Linked DNA regions of Homo sapiens: region 1 is linked to region 2. Evidence: read pairs that join two places in POLR2A ChIA-PET (ENCODE). Cell type or tissue: MCF 10A. All regions are shown on one strand. Links, peaks and the distances in the headings refer to the core of each region. The heading gives the core; the rest is flanking DNA. Region 1 has its middle 47 kb from the start of UBTD2. Region 2 overlaps STK10 (serine/threonine kinase 10).

What was found. Peaks named below come from ENCODE experiments on the same cell type or tissue, not always from the same donor. Only the 100,000 strongest peaks of a DNase experiment are listed, where the experiment ranks them.
Region 1: POLR2A ChIA-PET joins it to region 2 with 5 read pairs; 2 of 35 experiments call an interaction of 5 or more read pairs at or near these places.

The regions. Positions count from the first base shown.
Region 1 is chr5:172,328,628-172,333,023 of GRCh38, forward strand. It overlaps a transcript of SH3PXD2B not described here. Among named protein-coding and RNA genes, the nearest start is that of UBTD2, 47 kb to the left of the region's middle. In MCF 10A, for the core only: no CTCF peak of the experiment used is centred there; no DNase peak of the experiment used is centred there.
Region 2 is chr5:172,131,057-172,135,452 of GRCh38, forward strand. The region is part of intron 2 of STK10 (serine/threonine kinase 10); the gene reads right to left. Among named protein-coding and RNA genes, the nearest start is that of STK10, 55 kb to the right of the region's middle. In MCF 10A, for the core only: no CTCF peak of the experiment used is centred there; a DNase peak (open chromatin) is centred at 2,465.

The sequences.
Region 1 (4,396 bases), core at 74-4,073, 200 kb after region 2:
GGGAGAATCTGGCTTAGGTGTGGTGCCTGGCAGTCATGGTGTCTCAAGCTTGAATCCAAGAATTAAGACACGCTCACTGACCCAGGCACAGGCCTCCTCCCACAGCTAGGGGCCCAGTGGAATATGCGTCCCTGGGCCATCTGATCCCTAGTAGGAGAGAGGCTGAGCTGTGCATACCTGCTTCCTGCTCCCCTAAATATCAGTCACTCTTTCCCAGGGAGAGAGAGAGCTGGAGCCTTACTGTGATTGCAGCTCCATTCACATGGAAGGGAACAAACCAAGCATGGGTGTATGTAAGAGTTTCCCACGTAACAATATTGTACATGACATTTATTTATTAATCCATGTATTTTGTACATGTTAACATGTATAGATACACACATATATATACATATATACATATACGTATATATATGTATGTGTGTGTGTGTGTATATATATATATATATATATATATTTTTTTTTTTTTTTGAGATGGAGTCTTGCTCTGTTGTCCAGGCTGGAGTGCAGTGGTGCTATCTCAGCTCACTGCAACCTCCACCTTCCCGGTTCAAATGATTCTCCTGACTCAGCCTCCTGAGTAGCTGGGACTACAGGCACGTGCCACCATGCCCAGCTAAGTTTTTTTGTATTTTTAGTAGAGATGAGGTTTCACCATGTTGGTCAGGCTAGTCACGAACTTCTCACCTCAAGTGATCCGATCACCTCAGCCTCCCAAAGTACTGGGATTACAGGCATGAGCCACTGCACCTGGTCACATATTAACATTTTTATTGAGGGGTATGCAATGAAAACTGAAGTTCACTATTCTGTACTATACTGTAGAAGTATTGGAGGCCAAGTTTCACGCAGCTGGAAGGGAATGAGGACATAGTTTATTGTAGGATCTGGGCCTCCTGGATCTTTGTTATTCTTTTTTTTTTTTTTTGAGATGGAGTCTTGCTCTGTCACCCAGGCTGGAGTGCAGTGGCGCGATCTCGGCTCACTGCAAGCTCCGCCTTCCGGGTTCAAGCAATTCTCCTGCCTCAGCCTCTCAAGTAGATGGGACTACAGGCACCCGCCACCACGCCCGGCTAATTTTTTGTATTTTTAGTAGAGACAGGGTTTCACTGTGTTAGCCAGGATGGTCTGGATCTCCTGACCTCGTGATCCGCCCGCCTCGGCCTCCCAAAGTGCTGGGATTACAGGCGTAAGCCACTGTGCCCGGCCAGCCTCCTGGATCTTAAGAGGGGATGAACCTGGGCCTTATTAATAAAATATGTATGTTCTGTACACTGCCATTAATTTACAAGTCTCTAAAGGAAAACGTGTTTAGGAGATAGAAAAATTCCCTGCCTGGTGGCTGTTTTCTGAAGTTTCCTATATGTGGCAATCTCACTGCGGGTTGTGTTTCCCTTATCCAAAATGCTTAGGACCAGAAGTGTTGTGGGTATCAATTTTTTTTCATATTTTGGAATACTTGCAGAATACACACCGGTTGAGCTCTCCTAATCAAAAAATCTGTAATCTGAGTGCTTCATTGAGGATTTCCTTTGAATGTCATGCCATTGCTTCAGATTTTGGAGTATTTCAATTTTGGGTCTTTATATTTTGGGATGCTCAATTTGTATGGGAAAATCCTTACAGACAACTCCAAGGTAGAGCAATAGCAAGTAGGAAAGCTTGAAGTCAGTGAGCAGCTCTCTGTTGCAGTGAGTTACAAACAGAATTTGGGTGAAGGATGTGGCTAAGGTTAGACAGGCATTATGGTTCAGGTAGAATGCAAGGCAGAGCTGAAATTTAAAATTGGACATTTTCCAGAGTTTATTACATGAAACGTTGCCCCTGATAGATGCTCTGTGAATGGTATCACAGTCAAATACATTTGAGAAACCCAGTGTAAGTAAACCCCCTCTCAGACATTCACATTGCACACTAGTATGTAAGAGGCTGATTATGCTTACATAAGAAGTCCTGCAATAGACTTTAAACAGCAGTTCTCAAACTAATGTACCTTCAGAACACTTATTTCCAAATTCCTATCGACATTTGTTCTGAAAAACATTTTGGGAAATGCTAAGTGGGAAGATTATAGATTCGGGAACTTATGGTAAGGGGCTCAGATGCCCAAGTTCATCCTCTTACTAGCTGTGGCCATGGGTAAATTAATCTCTCAGACTGTTAATTTCCTCACCCATAAAATGGATGTAATATTTCCTATCTGTAAGAACTGTAGTGAAGATTAAAAGAGATAACATCTATAAACTTCTCAACTATTAGCATGTACTCAGTAAAAGTTAGATCCTGGCTGGGCGCGGTGGCTCACGCCTGCAATCCCAGCACTTTGGGAGGCCAAGGTGGGTGGATCACTTGAGGACCAGAGTTCATGACCAGCCTGGCCAACATGGTGAAACCCTGTCTCTACTAAAAATACAAAAATTAGCTTGGCATGGTGGCCCACGCCTGTAATCCCAGCTACTCAGGAGGCTGAGGCAGGAGAATCGCTTGAACCCGGGAGGCAGAGGCTGCAGTGAGCCATGACTGCATCGCTGCACTCCAGCTTGGGCGACAGAGCGAGACTCTTGTCCAAAAAAATAAAAATAAAAATAAATGGTAATAATAATAATAGCACAGAATATAATTTTTGAACATGTAGACTATACCAGGTAAGGTGCAAAGCCCGGCCATTTCTCAGGGTGGAGCATGCGGATTATTTCCTCAGAATGGATTTCTCAGGATGCTGATTCCTGCTGAGTTTGACTTTTAGGGAGTGAAGCTGAGGAATCTGTCTTTCGACAAGCTCCCTGGTGAATCATTAAGGTCATTAAAATTTGAGAGCCATTGATTAGGAAGCGTGAGTTGCAAGACGCTGAAGAATCTCATGTGGCCCAAATAATACTGAATGAGAGAAGGAATGGACATTGAAGACCAAGGACTTGGAGAAGCGTGCCCCCGTGATGGTAATCTTGGACTCAGAAACTCACCTTAGATGAGGGAGTGTTTGCAGGTATGAGAGGGTGAGGCAGCTGGATCATGTTTGGCGTGGTTAAAACAGTATGACGGGGCTGGGCACGGTGGCTCATGCCTGTAATCCCAGCACTTTGGGAGGCCAAGGCGGGCGGATCACCTGAGGTCAGGAGTTCGAGACCAGCCTGGCCAACATGGTGAAACCCTGTCTCCATAAAAAATACAAAAGTTAGCTGGCAGTACACACCTGTAATCCCAGCTACTCAGGAGGCTGAGGTACAAGAATCGCTCGAGCCTGGGAGGTGGAGGTTGCAGTGAGCCAAGATTGCGCCATTGCACTCCAGCCTGGGTGACAAGAGTGAAACTCTGTCTCAAAAAACAAAACAAAACAAAAAACAATATGATAGGGAATGGCGAGTGTGACACTTCCAGGTGAGACCTGAAGGAAGGTCACGGGACAGAAATGTAGTGAGAGGGCAAGTAGACTGCAAAGAGAAAGCCAGGTTTGGTCCCTGATCATGGTCCCATTGCCGTCCCATCCCATGAGGCGGATGCCCCTCCAGCCCCAGCCGGAAAGCCCATACCATTGCCAGTCCTGTTATGATTAAGCACTCTTGGTTTGCAAGAACTTGGGTGAACCTGCTCCTATGGGGGCCCAGAACACCGCATGACTTTTTCCTTCCTTTTTTTTTTTTTTTGCGACACAGTCTTGCTCTGTCATCCAGGCTGGAGCATAGTGGTGCGATCACAGCTCACTGCAGCCTTGAACTCCTGGGCTCAAGCAATCCTCCCACTTCAGCCTCCCAAGTAGCTGGGCCTGTAGGTGTGCACCACCACACCTGGCTACTTTTTTTTTTTTTTTAAACTTTGAGTAGAGGAAAGGTCTTGCTATGTTGCCCAGCCTGGTCTCAAACTCTTGGGTTCAACAGATCCTCCTGCCTTGGCCTCCCAAAGTGCTGGGATTACGGGTGAGCCACCACACCTTCTGTTTTTCTCCTTCTAATGGGGACACAGATTAATATATTAATGACCATTATTCCTAAGCAAGGTCTGCAAGAAGGTTGTTATATTGTTTCCTCTAAAGAAGCATGAATATTGCATGTATATCCCTTCCCTCCAAGTTCTTTTGTTCGGGGACTCTGCTGGTTTTCTTCTCTCCTTAGGAAGGTGGGGTGGTGGTGTCCTGTTAGTCACCTGGGAACAAGGAGGCTCCACACTGGGGTTGATTTTGCTTGGGCACTGCCTTTGGGAAAGTAGTAAAACGTTAGGCAGTGTGCTCCACCTCCCAGGAGCAGATGGCTTGGGCAGTCTCTGCGGCCCAAATGTGGCTGCATTTCCCACCCCAAACCCCCACCGCACAATGTTTTTTTTTTTTTTTTTGAGACCGAGTCTCACTCTGTCACCCAGGCTGGAGCGCAGTGACGTGATGTCGACTCACTGCAACCTCCGC
Region 2 (4,396 bases), core at 95-4,094:
AGAGTCTCACTCTGTTGCCCAGGCTGGAGTGCAGTGGCGCGATCTTGGCTCACTGCAAGCTCCGCCTCCCAGGTTCACGCCATTCTCCTGCCTCAGCCTCCCGAGTAGCTGGGACTACAGGCGCCCGCCACCACATCCGGCTAATTTTTTGTATTTTTTGGTAGAGGCAGGGTTTCACCGTGTTAGCCAGGATGGTCTCGATCTCCTGACCTCGCGATCTGCCTGCCTCAGCCTCCCAAAGTGCTGGGATTACAGGCGTGAGCCCCCGCGCCTGGCCTGTCATCAGCTATTCTTAAGAGTCAGTATGAGAAGTGACCAAACCCAGGCAGTTCCTGCATCTTTCAGTGAAACTGTCCCTTACACAACACTCTTATACAACGTCCCTGTGCCCTCTCCAGAGGTCAGCACCAGGAAAGCTCGTGCATTCTGACAACCTGGCTTGCTTCCTCTTCTTTAGTTCAAGAGCTCCACAACCCCTTGAGCTTCCCTTTTATTTATTTATTTTTTTGCCTTGGCTGCTGGGAAGCTCTGGGTTAAGTTCCTCAGCTTTGGTTTGACTCCCAGGCCTTACTTGCTTTTTTTAGTATCTGGGTCTTAACATTTTTACCTTCAGCTTATCAGTGGCAGGAGGGCTACAGGGGATTGGTATTATAAACTTGTCAGGGCTTTTTGCAGAAATACATGGGGTTTAATTAATAAAACAATAGTCTCAACAGTAACAGATAAAATAATAGTTGAATGTATCTCCCAAAAGGCATGTGTTGGAAACTTAATCCCCAATGTAACAGTGTTGGGAGGTGGGACCAACAGTAATGGGAGGTGTTTAGACCATGAGGGCTCCACCCTCATGAATGAATTAGTGCTGATTATAAAAGGGCTAGAGGCTGTGAGTTCAGTTGCTGGCTCTCTCCTGCATGCCCTCTTGCTCTTTCCACCTTCCACGATGGCAAGAAGGCCCTCGCCAGATGCAGGGCCCTCAACCTTGGACTTCCCAGCCTCCAGAGCCATGAGCTAGATAAATTTCTATTGTTTACAAATTACCCAGTGTCAGGTATTCTGTTATAGCAGCATAAAATGCACTGAGACGATGGTAATAAATATGAATAAAATAATAATCTCAATGCTTTAGGAAATTACTACATATGCATGCTTAGAAAAAAGACTGGAAGCACAAAACCCATAGGAGGATTACAGGTAGTTTGTACTTTTATGTATTATATTCAATAAATATGTATTATCAAATTGTATATTAGAAATAAACATGACTTTTAAATTTTTAATTTTTTTAATTTTTTTAATTCAACCTAGGGGCTTTAGTTTTTTTTTAATGGAAAGAACTGGCCTAGAATAACCTACTGCTACAGATACAGCTATTCTTCTGATTGGGATGGGGAATCCGTGCCCACCCGTGATGAAGGTCCCAGTGGTCCAGTCCCCTGCTTCCTGGATAAAGGGAGGCTCCTCAGGATCGGAAAGCTAAAGGCCTCTAAGCCCTGATCAAGTCCAAAGTGAAACCGCCCCAGTGCTAAAAGGACGGATTCCCTGAACCTGTCAAGGGCATAAGCAGCCTATATTTGCAGGTGGCTCACGGTTTTCCTAGGACCTGAAGAACTGAGATTTGTGGTCAGTTTAATGCATTGATCATTATAAACTGAGTGTCTACCAGGGGCCCTACTTTGCTAGGCAACAGTAGGGGACACAAAAGTAGTATGTGATCAACAAACACTATCTGAGCTCCTAGTGCGTGGCAAGCCTGGGGACTGAGGACCCAGGGAGAATCAAACAGGTCCCTGCCCCAAAATCACCAGCTGAGGGAGATATAGAAATGAGTGGTGCAGGCACACGGTGACTATGTAACCCAGAAGCCTGTGGACACGGTCATTAACCTGCCTTAGAGCTATCCCAGAGGAAGCAGATATCCAGGCTGAGTTTTGAAGGGTGAATTTACCACGTGGGGAAGGGTAAAGGCACTCCTGGCAGAACACAGAAGCAGAGGTGGGGCAGCAGGGAAAAGCGTGGAAGCGGGTAATGGCGGAGCATTCCATGGGGTTCCAAAGGATGGGAATCCAGCAGGCTGGAGGTCAATTAGAACTAGAACTTGAACATCTCAAAGTATGAACCTAATCTGGAGAGCTGTGTGTGCGTGTGTGCGTGTGTGTCTGGGGAGATACACCAAAGGGTTTAAGCAAGAGGTGTTGTAGACAGGCTTTTGCTTTGGAAAGATCCCTCTAGATGCATTATTAAGGAAAAAACAGTGGGTTGGGGACAAACAGCGAAGAGGCCATTTCATGAGTCCTGATGTCCTGGGCACCATGGCTACCTCCCCCTCCACATACACCATGTCTTCCTTCCCCTTTGTGAAATAGCCATGAGAACTGGGTAGGACTTACTCATCCCCTGCAAGGGAGGGGTAGAAGCAGGGTGCTAAGCCAGTCAGGAAAATTTTCTGCCTCGTGCCCTGACTCAGGGCTGGTGTCATCAGAGCTAAGCTGGTGAGTTGTGCTTGATGGTGTGGAATGCCACGTCGTCTCACTCTGGAGCTAATTAGGAAGCACACAACTCTGATGGTTGCAGGAAACCATGTTGCAACCACGAGAGAAGTGGGTGTGAAGACAAAGCTAATACACAGAGGAAGACAGAGAGAATCACAGGAAAACGGAGAACAAGCCTGCTCCCTACTGACTTTTTAGGCAGAATATGCAAACGAATTAATTTCTGCGCTGTTTAGTAGGTTAGTTTAAGGTTTGCTGTCACTTGTTACCAAAAGTACCTGATCCCACGCTTGGCAGGAGATGATGAGTAACCACACTCTCCAGGTGGCAGACTCCAGGTTGTACCAGCTGAAAATGCTACACCAACGGCTCTCCAACTTGAACGTTCAGCAGAGTGCTTGTTAAAACAGATCACTGGGTCCCACTCCAGAGCTTCTGATTCAGTGGGTCTGAAGCAAGGTCCAAGAATCTGGTTTCCAACAAGTGCTCAGATGCTGCTGCTGTTGCTGGACCCCTGGTCACACTTTGAGAACTACTGCTCAATGGGAATTTATAAGAGCAAGAGGCCTGGACCCTGGGACCACATCTGTCCTCCCCTTAACAAAAGGCACTGTAAGATGTTGGTAGAGAAACTTGGGGGCAAACTGGCAGAAGTACTGCCTCTTTTATGCTCCTTGTTATCCTAAATTTCATCACCAGTGTTCCTTTTTATCTTGCCTCAAACCAAAGAGTGAGGGGCTTTGGTAGGATGTATGATCATCCTCATCAGCCTTTACCAAGAGATGGTTTGAGAAGCCCTGAGTATTCACACAGAAGCTTTGGGGATCTTCATTATTAAAGACCGTACTGCAGTCTGTTTCAATGAGTTTTTTAAAAAAATATTTCCATATCCTCCCATCTTTAAATAAAAATTTTGAGGACCTCTAAATATGTGTCAAAGGGTATATGGGGGTTAGTAAAAGACCAGATGGACAAAAATGACACCAAAAGCACAAGCAACCAAAGAAAAAATAGATACCCTGGACTTCATCAACATTGAACATATTTGTGCATCAAAGGACAGTATCAAGAAAGTAAAGGCTGGGTACAATGGCTCACGCCTGTAATCTCAGCATTCTGGGAGGCTGAGATGGGAGGATCACTTGAGCCCAGGAGTTTGAGACCAGCCTGGGCAACATAGGGAGACCTCATATTTACAAAAAAAAAAAAAAGGAAAAAAATTTTCATTAGCGGGGTATGGTGGCACACACCTGTGGTCCCAGATACTTGGGGGGCTGAGGTGGAAGGATCATTTGAGCTTGGGAGGTCGAGAATGCAGCGTGCAATAATTGTGACACTGCACGCCAGCCTGGGAGAAAGAACAAGACTTTATCTCAAAAAAAAAAAGAAAAAGAAAAAGTAACCCACAAATGGAAAATATTTGCAAATCATATATCTGATAAAGGACTAGTATCCAGAATACATAAAGAACTCATAGCACTCAAAAATAAAAGAGCAAATAACCCAATCTTAAAATAGGCAAAAGATTTGAATAGATGTTTTTCCAAAGAAGATGTACAAATGGCCACTAAGCATATGAAAAGATGCTCAACATTACTAGTCATTAGGGCAACACTAATCAAAACCAAAATGAGATACCACTTCACACATGCTAGAATGCTCAGAATTAAAAACATGAACAAGGCTGGGCACGGTGGCTCACGTCTGTGATCCCAGCACTTTGGGAGGCTGAGGTGGGTGGATCACCTGAGGTCAGGAGTTTGAGACAGCCTGGCCGACATAGTGAAACCCTGTCTCTAATAAAAATACAAAAGTTAGCCAGGTGTGGTGGCACACGCCTGTAGTCCCAGTTACTTAGGAGGCTGAGACAAAAGAATCATTTGAACCTGGGAGGCGGAGGTTGC